Regions from separate parts of the Mus musculus genome. Here region 2 is linked to region 1. Evidence: chromatin contacts called from ENCODE Hi-C or POLR2A ChIA-PET data. All regions are on one chromosome and are shown on one strand. Each heading gives the region's core, a stretch centred on a gene start or an enhancer-like site at or near the end of the contact. The rest is flanking DNA. Distances are from core to core; before and after follow the strand shown. Region 1 holds the start of Lrrc61 (leucine rich repeat containing 61). Region 2 holds the start of Repin1 (replication initiator 1).

The links. Hi-C counts contacts between places; a loop is a spot of excess contacts on that map. ChIA-PET counts read pairs that join two places held with the same protein, here RNA polymerase II (POLR2A).
Region 2: a map of gastrocnemius shows a loop between it and region 1 (4-fold over the local background). The contact joins the promoter of Repin1 here to the promoter of Lrrc61 in region 1. A Hi-C loop is called at or near these places in 12 of 37 maps with a recorded cell type or tissue (T-helper 17 cell, adrenal gland, gastrocnemius and 2 more). POLR2A ChIA-PET finds 5 or more read pairs at or near these places in 3 of 5 experiments (Patski and embryonic stem cell).

What each region holds. Positions count from the first base shown.
Region 1 is chr6:48,550,665-48,557,812 of GRCm38, forward strand. It overlaps Lrrc61 (leucine rich repeat containing 61), which reads left to right and starts at 4,135. Exons shown (of 3, transcript NM_177736.3): 1 at 4,135-4,318; 2 at 6,291-6,430.
Region 2 is chr6:48,591,233-48,598,380 of GRCm38, forward strand. Repin1 (replication initiator 1) reads left to right here and starts at 2,651. Exons shown (of 3, transcript NM_001079901.1): 1 at 2,651-2,820; 2 at 3,559-3,744; 3 at 5,061-7,148. The coding sequence starts at 3,600. The coding sequence ends at 6,712.

The DNA.
Region 1 (7,148 bases), core at 2,885-5,384:
AAGACTTAGAACCAATCTCCAACATACTACGTGCTGGTGGCTCATAAACAAAAGGCATTTATTTCTCACAGTTTTAGAGTCTAGAAAGTCCAAGATCAAAGTGCTAGCATATTTGGTGTCCAGTGAGGGTCTGGATTTCTCCTTTATAAACAGTGACTTCTAACATGTTTGTTGTGGTGAAGAACAAGCTAAACTCTCCAGGTCTCTTTATGTAGGGCATTAAATGCACTCAAAAATTATACTTTCAAGACAATCACCTCCTAAGGGCCTCATCATCTAATAGTAACAATTTCAAGAATGGTTGGTGGGGAGAGGCACAAGCATCCATCCCATAGCAATACCAGATAGCTTCAGCTACACAAGAGACCAGAAGCTGGGCAGCGTGGTGCATGCATTTAATCCCAGCACTTGGGGAGCCAGAGGCAGAAGGATCTCTGTGATTTCAAGTCTAGCCTGGTCTACACAGTGAGTTTCAAGACATCCAGAGCTACATAGTAAGACCCTTTGTCTCGAAAAACAAAAAAAACAACAAAACCCCCCCCAAAAAAAACCAAAACAAACAAAACCAAAAAGGAAAAGAGGAGGAGAGAAAGAGAGAGACTAGAAAAATTTAATCTAATCCTTAATAATGAGATTACCAGTTAATTGGGGGATATGTTGGGGAGTTAGCTGGAAGGTATCATGGCCCATATTTTGACTGTAGTGGTTATACAGATACATTTGGATAAATTTGTCAAAACTTGCTGAAGTGCACACTTGGGAAATTAGAACATCTATCAGATCTAGATTACACTTTAAAAAGAACAGTGCTGGAGACCTAGCCCTGGTGATGTGGATGTGACCCAGTCCTTCACCTGGGCAAACCAGGAGAGCTGGCCCTGGCAGTGCAGGTGCAGGAGAGCTGGTGGGCTGATCAACCCAGCTACCTCCCAGGCCTAGACCCAAGGCTTTAGTTGGCCCAACCCAACATCTACCCATCTATGAAGGGGCTGCGCTTACAGAACCAAAGCAGCAGGACCTCCATCCTGACCGTGTAGCCGAAGCCAGAGGACTTGAACCTGAGCAACATTTGCAAGTAAAGATGTGTGGGCAAACGGGTATACAGTGTGACACACCGTGATGCACTGCTGCTTCCACGGTGAGATCTTTTTCTTATTTTTCATTTTCATTATTTTTTTTGGTTTTCTTTCGAGGGCAGATATGGAGATAAGTGAGATTGGGGTGTATGCTGTGAAATTTACAAATCAATAAAAAGTTTAAAAAATAAGAGGAGAATGAGGAGGAGGAGGAGGAGGAGTACAGACAGGTATTTCTGTAGGGACAGACAACAAGAACAGAGAAGAAAGTTGTAAGGACAGACATTGGGACTAGGAGTAGATCAGGCACACTGTACAGGAGGAGCCAGAACAAACCAGCGCGGAAATAGCAGACTGTGGGAGAATTGGGCTTCTAAATAGAAAAAAAAAGGACAAATTATCTACCTCAGACCACACACAAAAGTAAAGTTTGTTTAGGGGGCAGGGCTAAAGACCTAACTTGCAGAAGCAAAATATCAAAAAGTCTAACGTAAAGCATGAAGGGTTGGTGTCGACAGGAGAAACGTGTCTCAACGGGTTTCAGAGTGATTGTTTGCAGTCTAAATCACTTGGTCCTTTTCTATTCATGGACTCCATTCCCCCTTCTGGGCTTTACATCTCCCACTGTCCTAGCCTGACAGGATTTGAGTATGCCCTCTCTCCCCTACTACATCACCCACTGTCATGGTGGTGAGAAGATGGAACCCAGGATCTCACATGTAGTAAATGCCTGCCATCAAAATCTTTAGCTATTGCAGGTGGGTAGTTCCTTCTTGAATAGTTTTCCTTCCTGTCTTAGGTCTTTTGACAAGTTTTTCTTGGCACTCTTAACATTTCTTACCATAACATGCTCTGTGTCTTCCTTGTGTCATGGAGAAATGAGCACTCCACTTTTGAAATAAGTGCTAATTCCACCTAGCGAAAGTAATGACCACCAACTCAAATTTTTTGGTTGAATTAAGCAAGCTGTCTCCCTAAAGTGGGGTTTGAGAGGACAGCTCTGAACATAGGAAAATTGAGGTATTTTTTTAGTAGCCCCAAAACTTCAAAGATAGGGGATTCCAAGGATTTTTGGTTACATAGAAACTTGGCAGAACATCTCAAAATTATTTGGCAGAGCATCGTATATTATCAGGGTGGAGGTCTCGGTATAAGGGTGTGGAAAAATTCCAGAAAAGGGTCAAGACAGGGTCAAATCCAAGTTTTACAGCAAACAGGAATGAACTTTCTTCCACCTTTTAAGGAGATGGCTTCAGTAGTTCTTAAGTGACTTGCCTAAGGCAGTCCTAGGAGCTGTCCATGGTGGTGGCACTTTCTTTCCTGACTCAGCCTACCACTTTCATGAAATACCAGCGCAGGAGCTGTCCACGGTGGCGACACCTCTTCTTCAGACTCCCAAGAAGCTCAGCAGTGATGTCGCCTCAGCCATGGGCCCAAAGCAGGGAAAGGGAGGTGAAAAATGCCTCCAGTCCCTGAGCAAAAAAACCCACCAATCCCTGAGCTTCCCACAAACCCCCACCAATCCCAGAATAGGAAACCTCACCAATCTCTGAGCTCTCCAAGCTCAGGACTTGAAATCCCACCAATCCTCAACCTGGAAATCTCTGCCCTGAAAAGCTCCATCCATAAGAAATCCTATATAAGCCCTGCCCTTTGTTCAACAGCCTTGCTGTCTGCTCCTGGAAGCAGAGGCAGCCACTCCTGGATTTGTCCCCTCTCTCCCTGGACCCTCCCTATTTTGTTTTTTTTTTTGTTTTTGTTTTTTTTTAAATGAGATTTGATTCCTGATGTGATGTTTTTGTTTTTGTTTTTGTTTTTTAGCATCAGAAGAAGCAAAGAAGCAATGAAGAGAAGTGGAGCGGGGCTGAGGCTCCAGAGCTCAGCTGGGTATACCCTTCCCTGGGAGCTGCAGTGCCTCTTGCTGAGGAGGCTTCCTCTCAGAGCTATGTGGTTCCTGGGCTCCTGTGTCTCAGGACGCTCTTCTATTGGGACACTGTCCTACCTCTGAGCTGTGTGGTTCCTAGGCTACCATGTCTACCATTGGGACACTCTCTCTGCTAAGAGTTGTGCGGTTCTTGGGGTTCCACACCTTCCTAGAAGGAACATTTATAGCTTCTAATCTTAAAATAGACTCAGGCTGGTCCATCACATGGAGAAGTTCAAGGGAGATCAAATGGATACCGGGCACCATTTGACGGATTAGAAAAGCTAGGTCACCACTGGCCTGCAGCCTAGCACACTGAACGTCATCAAACACGTATTCATTAAGGACTTTGCACTGTGATACAGTGCAAAGATGTGAACAACAACAAAACTGTGCCTATACTTAGCCAGCCCAGGCTGGAAGGGTGTGGACTGAACTGGGATTGCTTTGTCTGAGTGCACAGAAAGCATCAGGAGATGGAAAACCCTCCCAATGTAGACATTTCCAAGTGGCCTGTGAAAGAAAGTGAGAGGCATTCTCCCCTGTGCCTAGTTAAGGTGACCTCTTTATCCGTTGGACAATGTCATTTACAAAGGTGGCAGTTTGCGTTGGTGACATCTCTGGGGGCAAGGCCTTTGGGAATATCACTAGGCAGTGCACATTTATCTCAGGAAACATTCTGATGTAGTTTTCTAAAAATACGGGTAAGGTTCCCACAAGGGGTCCTTCTTATCGTTATTGTGGCACCTTTTGTCTGCAGTCCTAGGCGGTGAGCATGACTGCACCGCTGTGAGGGGCAGGGTTCGGAGAGGGGTGGGCGAGCACGTACCAGGCACCGTTTATCGGGTTAGAAAATCTAGGTCACCACTGGCCTGCAGCCTAGCATACTGAATGTCACAGAACACATTCGTTAAGGAACCATAAATGCCTTTCCCAACGTCGCTCTGTCAAATGTGCTAATGACCAAACTAACAGGAACAAAATCCTCCAGCAGCACTGGCCGCGGGTTCCAGCACAAAGAGCTAGAAGCTCCTCTGGTTGTGTAATCTGCGTCACTTGCGTACCCTGCCAGCCGCAGCGCGTCCCTTAAAAACAACTTTTTCTGCGTCGCACCACTCCCCGCCCCTTCCGGCCTTTCGCAGGTTCCGGGTCGGCTGGGCCTGCGCCAGAAACCGAGTTGCGTGTTCTGTTTGTTTGGGGGATGCTGGATTCTTCTGGAACCGCCCGCGGTTAGTGGCCACGCCCTCAGCCCCAGGCACTGCTCTGAGTGCAGTTAACAGACAGAACGCTTTAACCGGTAACAATCGCGGCCGGTGAGGTGGGTGCTGCCTTGGTGGCCAGGAGACATTAGGATTGGATTTCCTATCCCACAATCACAGCCTCTTGGTATACATAACAACAAGGGTTCCGCTAGTGTGATAGATTATTTTAAAAGAGCAGCCGTAGAGAAAAAGGCGGAAAAAGTTTTGGTCTTGTTTATTCTCGGTGAGGGAGCATTTGTCACAAGATATGCAAATGGCAAAAATGCCTACAAAGGAAGAAGGATGCGGCCCCTTATTGGGGTCAGAAATGGGTGGAAATGACTTCAGTAGTCCCCAAAGGAAGCTGGGAAGTGTAGTCTCCCAGCAGGAACTTATCCGTGGCTTTTGTCACTTTGGCTATGTGAGCTCAGAAGATGGCGGAGTGTTGTTTAAAACATCCTCCACTGTTGTGCCAGGGAAAAGTTAGTGACCCCCCCCCCCCCCCCGCCAAACACACACACACACACACACACACACAGGAGCTGATCTGATGCAACTCACAGCAGGGTCTTTATTCTATTCGAGCTAGCTCAAGCCCCCCCAATGCACCACCCTCACACAGGACGGTTTTGGTGGGGGAGGAGCCCCGAATGTCTATGTGGCAAGGCTTTATAGTAAGCACCAAACATGGAATACGAATGCGAGCATCTAAATGGAAAGCTACTTTGGCCTTTAATATAACTGGCTGGTGCTGGGAGTCACATCATAAACTTAACTTCTGCTCCCCTCTGCATGGGTGGTCATTAGGCAAGGGTTGGGCTTGCAACCTGGGGTGCAGGTTTGTTGGGGGAATAACCAGGAGATACTGGTCTTGTTAGGGGTGTAACTTGGAAACTCTGCTCTTGTTGGGGATTAGCCTAGAGACGAGCTAGGCTCAGGTTTTGTTGTGGGGACAACTTGGATACTAATGCTAGATACCGGCCTGTAGTCTACCTGAGTTCAAGCTTAGGTCAGATTCTCTAAAATGGAGTCTGAATTTAAAAGCTTTGGCATCTCACACTGACTGGCTTAAATTCTCTGGTTGTGTGGGAGACTAGAGCTCCTTCTTCCCCAGGTGTAGGAATGTGAGAGGAGAGGAGGCTGGCAAGCTTGCACAGAGTGGGACTGTGGAATGCCCCTGGATGTATGTTTGTGCGGTGTAACAGGGTAGAATTAGGGAGCCAGGTCCCATCTGGGCATGCTCCTGAAAAGGACTGACAAAATAGTCAAGAGAAAGTTCTAATCTAATCAGCCAACACAGGGTACATGCTGAGGCATCTCCTAGTCCAGGTGAACAGATGCCAAAAATTACTCATCTGCAGGTTGCTGGTTTTACAGCTATGTGGCTTCTCTGGGGGACGCATAGGCTTTGGACTGTGGACAGTTATCATTTCCCACGACCTCCCTTCATTGGCTTGCACGCCTGCAGGCCATTCTGTTTCCTCGTCTGTCAGGAAAAATAAGATTCCTTGCTATTTTCACGCACCCCAAACCTTTCCCGTGTGTCTTACCTCGTATTTCACCTCTTTCCTGTGGTGTGTTTTACTCCTGTTTGCCTGGGCCCCTGTACTCCATCTGAGAAACACTTCCAAGTCTTTCCCTCCTCTACCCCTCCAGCATTCCAGTATTCTCAGCGCTCCAGTGGACCTGCCAAAGGTGTTGTACCTACGAGTTCTATAACCATTAGGACTGGATTTTCAGAAAAACAAACGACAAACTAGAAACAAGTACTGAACACAAACCTTTTTCTTGTTTTGAGTCTTGAAGCAATACAGTGTTTTCAACTTCGTTGGTGATACAGAACGGGGAGGCAGGCGTGTGGGTTCTGTACAGTGTCCCTTGATCTGTGTCTTTGGTGTCTGAGGAGGTCCTGGAGTAAGTCCCCTCTACCTCTGCCACGCTTCTCGCTGCAGGGCCATGACTGAAGCTATCGCTCTGTAAATTCTCTCCTCTTGCTTTCCCCAGAATCCCTTTCTAATGTTTTCCTGTGCTTCTCCCATTGTGTTTCAGTTATCACGGGGCCTGTCCCATCTCTGTCCGCTCCATGTTGTCAGCCGTATCTAGGCAGCCACCCTCTACTCCTAGAGCTCATCATTCCTGAAGATCTGTTCCAAAAGAACTTCACACTCAGTTGATGTGCACAGACCTTTGTAAGTAAATAGGACTAGTAGGGGTCTCTTTGTCCCTTTGTCCTCTGCTTCCCAGCTCCAGATAATCTACCCCTGAATTGTTCCCACCTCTCTCTCTCTGTCTCTCTGTCTCTGTGTGTGTGTGTGTGTGTGTGTGTGTGTGTGTGTGTGTGTGTGTGCGCGCGCGCTAAGGATTGAATCCAGGCCCTTGTACTGGCTGTTTTTATGTCAACTTGACTCAAGCTAGAGTCATCCGAGAGGGAGCCTCACTTGAGAAAATTGCCTCTGTAAAATCCAGCTGTAAGACATTTTCTTAATTAGTGATCATTCTGGGTGGTGCACTCCTGGGCTGGCAGCCTTCGTTTCTACAAGAAAGCAGGCTGAGCAAGCCATGAGGAGCAAGCCAGTAAGTAGCACCCATCCATGTCCTCTGTATCAGCTTCTGCCTCCAGGTTCTTGCCCTTCTTGAGTTCCTGTCCTGACCTCCTTCAGTGAGGAACAGTGAGGGTTTGGAAAATATAAGTCAAATAAACCTTTTCCTCCTCAAGTTACCTTTTGGTCATGGTGTTTCATCACAACAATAGAAACCCTAATACAGATACTAGGAGAGAGGTTTGAGCTGAACTTGTCAACCAGACAATTACTCTTGTACTTGGGGGTTTTGGTACTGGAGATTGAACCCAGGGCATTGCATGTACCAGGCAAGCACTCTCTCGCTGAGTTTCCCAACAACTCCTCC
Region 2 (7,148 bases), core at 1,401-3,900, 39 kb after region 1:
GTCTGTGTGGGATTTGCCTATTGCATTCTCTCTCAGAACAGCTCTGAGGGTCCTTCGATCGGCCTCACACATGTTGTCAGAGGCAGCAGTTAATATGCAACATTACAGGAAATCTACTACAGTGAATTCTCCCATCTTCTCCCACAACACCTCAATTCTAGCTTTTCAACAGCCAGCCAGCCACTCAGAAATCATTAACCAGGACTTTTATTTCCAGTGACGATATACTACAGTTAAAAGCCTCTCACCATTTTCTCTCATTCTGGGAAGCCAGCATAGGTCATGAGAAGACTCAGTGCCTACAGAATAGAAGATGTTTCATTTTGATTAAATATTTGTGGTATACATAAACTAGCACTGCCCACACATAAAACTGCAGTGGTTAAGGGTGAGGCTGGGTAGTGCTGCTGTGTTCTCATCACCCACCCACCATGCAGCTGTGTGGCCCCTGGCAAGCCTCTGAACATCTCCCAGGCTCAGAATGTCATTTGTAAAATGAGGAGCAGAGAGTTTGTTTCATAGGGATATTGAGGGGATGAAATGAGTTGTGTATTTGAAGAGTTTATCACCACACTGGACATAAAAATCAAGTCTTCCTGAGGGTTTAAGCATCCCTATAAAACATGCAGGTGAAACCAGTGGGTCTTACTGCATGCTCTTCTGCAACACACTGTTGTGCTGGACACATGCTCTGCCGATGCCCCTTCTATATTTGTGGTGAGGGAATCTCTATAATCTCAGCTGTACTTCCCACTTATTAAGGACTCCACAGTAAGAGGAGAAGTATGACCCACATAGTGCAGAGATGCACATCTCCACTCTCTCCAAACACAAACAGGGTTTCATAATATTGACACGTTCTAAAGTTCATGTGGAAAAACAGAGGAGCAGTTCTAGACAAGGAATTTGAAAATCAAAACAAGACAGAATCATCGTAGGGAATACTGAAACCGTGAAGTGTTAAAATCCACCGTCTGCAGTGAAACTATCATCATAAAGAGTAGCGTGGCCTGGGCAAGATCACTCTCCAAACACAAACAGAAAGGTGCACACCAGAAAGAAAAGGATGGGCAGGTTTTAGCACATAAAGCCAAAATTTTATCACTTCAGAAATTAGCGTTGCTAAGTGAGGTGGGCATGCCTGTGATCCCAGCACTTGGCAGACAGGCCACCGGGTTTGGGTATGAGGCCAGTGGGGTCTGCACAGTGAGACCTTGCCTCCCACCCCTACACCCCCAAAGAACAATCTTTTGGGGAAAATATTTTCCACACATATGACAAATGAACATCTTTAAGCATGAAACCCAAACAACCATCCCAACTTCCCAGCCTTGAAAGTGAGCAAATAGAAAGTCAGGCAAAGATAAATTCTCAGTAGTCATAGCATAAACTGGTTTAAAAAAAAAATCACACAAAACAAACAAGTCAGGAAACCAGCAACCCAAGAAGCAAAAATTGAAGCAAACAGTCATTTTAATTAAATTTGGGAAAATAGCCCATGTTGTCAAGGAAATGGAAAAAAATGGTCATTTCTCAGGGATAACTGATGAATCTTGTCTTTGACCATCTGTTTCTACCTCCAAAAGTTTGAACCTGGACATGGGTAATGAGACATTAATCTATAAGGACATAGGAAAAATATGTAATCGATTTGCATATTTATACAGCCATTAAACTATATATATATATATATATATATATATATATATATATATATGTTTTAATATAATATATAAGAGAACAACGAAATGGGAGAAAACTTACAATATCTTAAGTGAAGAGCCAGCATGTACAGTTGCAAGGGATAACCCAGGCTTCCCCAATATAAAATACTATTCAGAACACTCGAGTATGTCAAACACCGAATGTAATTGGCTTTAGGAGGCTAATATATGAGAGGGCTAGATGGCCCTTGGGAGAGATTTTAAAAGTGTTTTTTTTTAAAATAATTGTACAATTCAAAGCTTGTCTCTGTTGAAAGCATGAAAGGACACGAAATTGCACTGGTCTGGAAGTTCCAAGATGGGGTTCTTTTGGAAAGCCAAGGCCACCTGCTAGTGGGTGGTGAGTCATGGCCACAGGCTTGCACCTGCCTCCGCAGACGCCACACTGGCTGCTGTGCGTTTCCAAGGGTAAACGACCCATTTGTGCCAACAGCCACCTGGGCCCGGCCTGCATCTCTAGAGCTTAGGCCACTCCGGATCTTAGTTGTGGGAATAGAGGGCCTTGCAGAATTCACAGTTGCGGGCCATTCATTCTTCATCCAGATGCGCTCTGTTGCCGTGGTGCTGTGTTCCAGCCCTAAGCTAGAGCGGACTGGGCAAAGCCCCAGGCTCGACGCCAGGAGAACCGTTGGTGCCCTGTCTAGTTCTCTCTGGCTCTGAGTTTTGAAAAAGACAGTAAGGGTGGACCAAACACAGTGACCACAGCCTGGCCACAAGGTGGCCCAGGGGCGAGCATCCTTTTCTGGGCAGAGGGTTAGGAAACTGAAGCTCGGGCCGGTGGCCAAACCGGAGCTGGTGGCTGCCATGGCGATGGAGCCGGGGGCCCTCCCTGGCCTTGTGCCGGAGCGGCAGTGCAGCGGGGTGACCTGGCCCGCCCCGCCCCCAGGCCGCGGCCGCCTAGCCGAGACTGACCCTCCGCAGCTCCTGTAGTCACGTGGAGCTGGGAACCCAGCGCGTGGGGGGAGGTTGGGGACGGGCCTGGCAGTTGTGAACTCGAACCTGCCGCTGTCGCCGCTGCGGGGCGGGGAACCGGCCGCAGAGGCCGGCCTGGTGCTCTATGGATGGGCGCTGCGTCCCTGGAGGGCACGCGGGAGAGGTATGGGTCGAGTAAGGGCGCAGGGGCCACCGAGGGCGTGCGAGGGCAGCTCCACCTGTGGGGCGCGTGACCGTGAGTGTGTGCGGCTGTGGGGTTCGCGCGCGCGCGCGGAATATGAAAGGGGGGGGGGAGTGTTGAGGCGCGGGGCGAGCGCACCTGCGCACAGGCTCCGCGGGCTGCGCTGTGCGTGGGACCCGAGATGGCCCACTGGCTGGTCCGAACCGGTCCAGCGAGCCAGCAAATGTGGACGGAGGACACGCATCTATACAAAGGGGGAGTGTGTGGGCCTGCTGCCACCCGGGGCTGCCCTAGATGACCAAGGAAATTCTGGAGAGTCCTGGGCACTCTGGCGCTCCCTGCGTAGACCCTCGGGAGACAGGCCTGGAATTTATGTTGCGCGGAGAGTGGGGGAAGGGGAGGCAATAGGGATTCCAGAGTTACTGCCTAGGCAGCCCTTTGGCCACTGAGAAAGAGCCTTGCAACAGATGGAGGAGGCTATTCTTCTGGGGCCCTACCAGGCTAGGAGGTGGCCTCCAAAGGCAGCACTGTGCTTCCTCAGTAAAGGGTCATGCTCATGCTTTATTTAGTTCAGTGTCCGCTAGGTCATTCGACCAGGCTGGGTATGGAGTTCAAGGCTGAACTCTGTAGCCTTGAATCTGGGAGAGACTGGGTGATGACACAAACCTGCCCTGGCTTAGCGCAGAGCCTCACACTCGTTCTTTTCTCTCCCTTCCCCAGGTAAGGCTGACCTCTCAGCAGTTAGAGGTCTGAGCTCTGCCATGGGGATAGGGATGTCTTTATTGCTACAGTTTTCTCTGTCATCCGGGGGCTACCGAAGTGTGGGCCGAAGCAGCCGAAGTCTCCCCAGGAACATCCCCAGAAGGAGCTGGAAAAAGCCTCACCCCCAGCTCTTCAGTCTTCAGGGTAGAGTTTGGCCTTTCTTGTGCCCTCAAACCAACCCATAACTCCAGCGCTCATGTCTCCTATACTTGCAGGACAGGGATGTACTGGGGAAGGAATCCATTCTCCTATCATGGAGTCTTCCCTGGGTTCAGGCGGGGGTGGGAGTTGGGGGTTGGTGGGGTTGAGTCATGTCTGTAGTCCCCCAAAAGAGAGCAGGCTGTAAAGGAATTCAGGAGGTTTTGCCCGGACAGAGGCCACGAACAGACATGAAAAGGTCCCTGGGAAGTCTTACTGCCACCCCTGAACTGACTCTGTGTAGGAGGCTCTCAGGAATCTGGGTTCCCCTGTGGGGTATAGCTGAAGTGGGGCAGTCCTTGGCCCGGTTTGGGCAGGACCAGGCAAGGGACAGAGATTATGATCTCTTCTTCCCACCCCTTTCTTTACCCCAGTAATCCCTAGCCCCCTTAAGAGATGCTGAGCCAGGGTTCTCCCTCACTCCAGGGGAGGGGCAGCAGACTGTGGGTGTTCCTTGGATTGAGAAGTGCTTGCCTCTCCCCCCTCCCCCCAATGTCCCAGTTGCAATTGCTTGGGTGTGGGTGGAGAAGGGCTGGCAGGCAGACTGTGGGTAGTCTGGACAGGTGGTGGCCTGGTGTTAGTCTGTGCTAGTAGAGGCACCTTGCCCACCTCCCAGGTCTGAAGAAAGGCTGTTTTCACTTGCTCTCCAGGCTTAGAGCTGAGCTGGGGAGGCTGGAAGTACCTTCCTCAAGGTTTTAGTCAGATGGTTTTTGAGGAGATCTCCACACACCTAGGTGTTAATGCGGAGCACACAGTGGCCTGGGTGTTGACAAGATCCTGTCTTGTGTGTCCGCCCCAAACCTCCCCCCATCCCGTCCTGCCCCCCCCCCCCACCTTTGGTTTGCTCATCGTTTACAGTATCACCTCAGGCAAGTCCTACCACTGTTTTATGCCCCACACTTGCTTCATGTGCCAATTAGGGAGCTCTGGTGTGGTAGAAGAAAGTGCTTGCCACAGGGAAAGGCAATAGGGGGGTTGCGATATGTAGGGTACAGTAGGAATATTCAAGAATATTTTCTGTAAGACCTCCTGACACAAGGTAGATACTATGGGAGAATCCCAAGGAATACCAACATGTCTCCCTTCTAGAAGTTTCCAGGGCAATAAAGATACAAAGCTATTCCCTAAGATAGAACCGTGAGGGCAGTTCCTAGAGGGAGGCGTTCTTCTTCCATGGGGTGGGAAGGGAGAAACTGGGAGCACACACTGGCCTGGGGATTGACAACAGTGTTCCTGCGGTGATTGTGCTTTTCCACCCTCAGCAGAGGAAGAACCGATGCTGGAACAGCGCTGCAGGGGCCCCACGGCCATGGGCCCAGCTCAGCCCTGGCTCTTTTCTGGGCCCTCCCAGGAGTCCTCCCAGCCCGACAGAGGGTTGAGGTACCAGGGCAAATCAGCTCAGCCAAGAGGCCAAACCCCAGGCAAGGTCCATCGTTGTGCCCACTGTCGGAAGCGCTTCCCGGGCTGGGTGGCCCTGTGGCTTCATGCTCGGCGGTGCCAGGCCCGGCTGCCTCTGCCCTGCCATGAATGCAACCAGCGCTTTCGCCACGCCCCCTTCTTAGCGCTGCATCTTCAGGTTCATGCTTCTGCAGTCCCCGACCTGGGTTTCATCTGCCACCTATGTGGGCATAGCTTCCGAGGATGGGTAGCCCTGGTTCTGCATCTGCGGGCTCACTCAGCTTCAAAGCGGCCCATCACTTGCCCTGAATGCGACAGACGCTTCTGGCGACAAAAACAGCTTCGAGCTCATCTGCGAAGGTGCCAGCCCCCTGTCCCTGAGGCCCGGCCCTTCATATGCGGCAACTGTGGCCGGAGCTTTGCCCAATGGGACCAACTGGTTGTTCACAAGCGGGTGCACGTGGCTGAGGCCTTGGAGGAGGCAGCAGCCAAAGCCCTGGGTCCTCGCCCACGAGGACGTCCCGCAGCTCCCAGGCCTGGTGGAGACGCTGTGGACCGCCCCTTCCAGTGTGCCTGCTGCGGCAAGCGTTTCCGCCACAAGCCCAATCTGATCGCCCACCGCCGCGTGCACACTGGTGAGCGACCACACCAGTGCCCAGAGTGCGGGAAGCGTTTCACCAACAAGCCCTACCTGACCTCGCACCGGCGCATACATACCGGCGAGAAGCCCTACCCATGCACCGAGTGTGGCCGCCGCTTCCGCCACAAACCCAACCTGTTGTCGCACAGCAAAATCCACAAGCGCTTGGAGGTCTCAGCGCAGGCTGCCCCACACCCCGAGAGTCACCAGATTGCAGCAGAGCCTATGGCACAACCTGCACTTGGGGTGCCCCTGGGGTCCCCGCGGACCCCAGCTGAGGCACCTGCGCTCCTGCATAGCTGCTCCGACTGCGGCCGCAGCTTCCGGCTGGAGCGCTTCCTGCGGCTACACCAGAGGCAGCACACAGGGGAGAGGCCCTTCGCCTGCACAGAGTGTGGCAAGAACTTCGGCAAGAAGACGCACCTGGTGGCGCACTCACGCGTGCACTCCGGCGAACGTCCCTTCGCCTGCGAGGAGTGTGGTCGCCGTTTCTCACAGGGCAGCCACCTGGCAGCCCACCGGCGAGACCATGCACCAGAGAGGCCCTTCGTGTGCCCGGACTGCGGCAAGGCTTTCCGCCACAAGCCCTACCTGGCTGCGCACCGACGCATCCACACAGGCGAGAAACCCTATGTGTGTCCCGACTGTGGCAAAGCTTTCAGTCAGAAGTCCAACCTGGTGTCCCACCGGCGCATCCACACAGGCGAGCGGCCCTACGCCTGCCCCGACTGTGATCGTAGCTTCAGTCAGAAGTCCAATCTTATCACACACCGGAAGAGCCACATCCGGGATGGCGCCTTCTGTTGTGCCATCTGTGGCCAGACCTTTGATGACGAGGACCGACTCTTGATGCACCAGAAGAAGCATGATGCCTGAGAGGGGCCGTAGGCCTAGGAAGACAGGCCTGGATATCCTTGGCAACAGGGTGTCAGTGGTCCGGGTGGGGTACCTACACTGATGCTGCTAGAGGAACAGGTAAAGATCCCAGAGGGATAGAGGAGACAGTGATCTGGGCTCTGTTTAGGAATGGACTTTCCCCTAGGTATCCAGGGAACCCATTTTAGAATTCGGGGGACCTGGCTTTGAGCTAGTTGGCCCCCAGCCCCAGCTGGTTTTTCTAAGGGTCAACTCAGACTGCCCTGTACCCTGGAAAAATAGCAATAGCAGCCCCATCTACCCTTTGAGTCCTCAACTAAACACCAGTGGGAAGAGAACCGTTCCATCCTCTGGTGTTAACGCCTTAATGTCCCCAGTATTTACTATGAGTTGCTTCAGGTCATTTTTTGATTTTTTGTTTTTTCTTTTGGAAGTA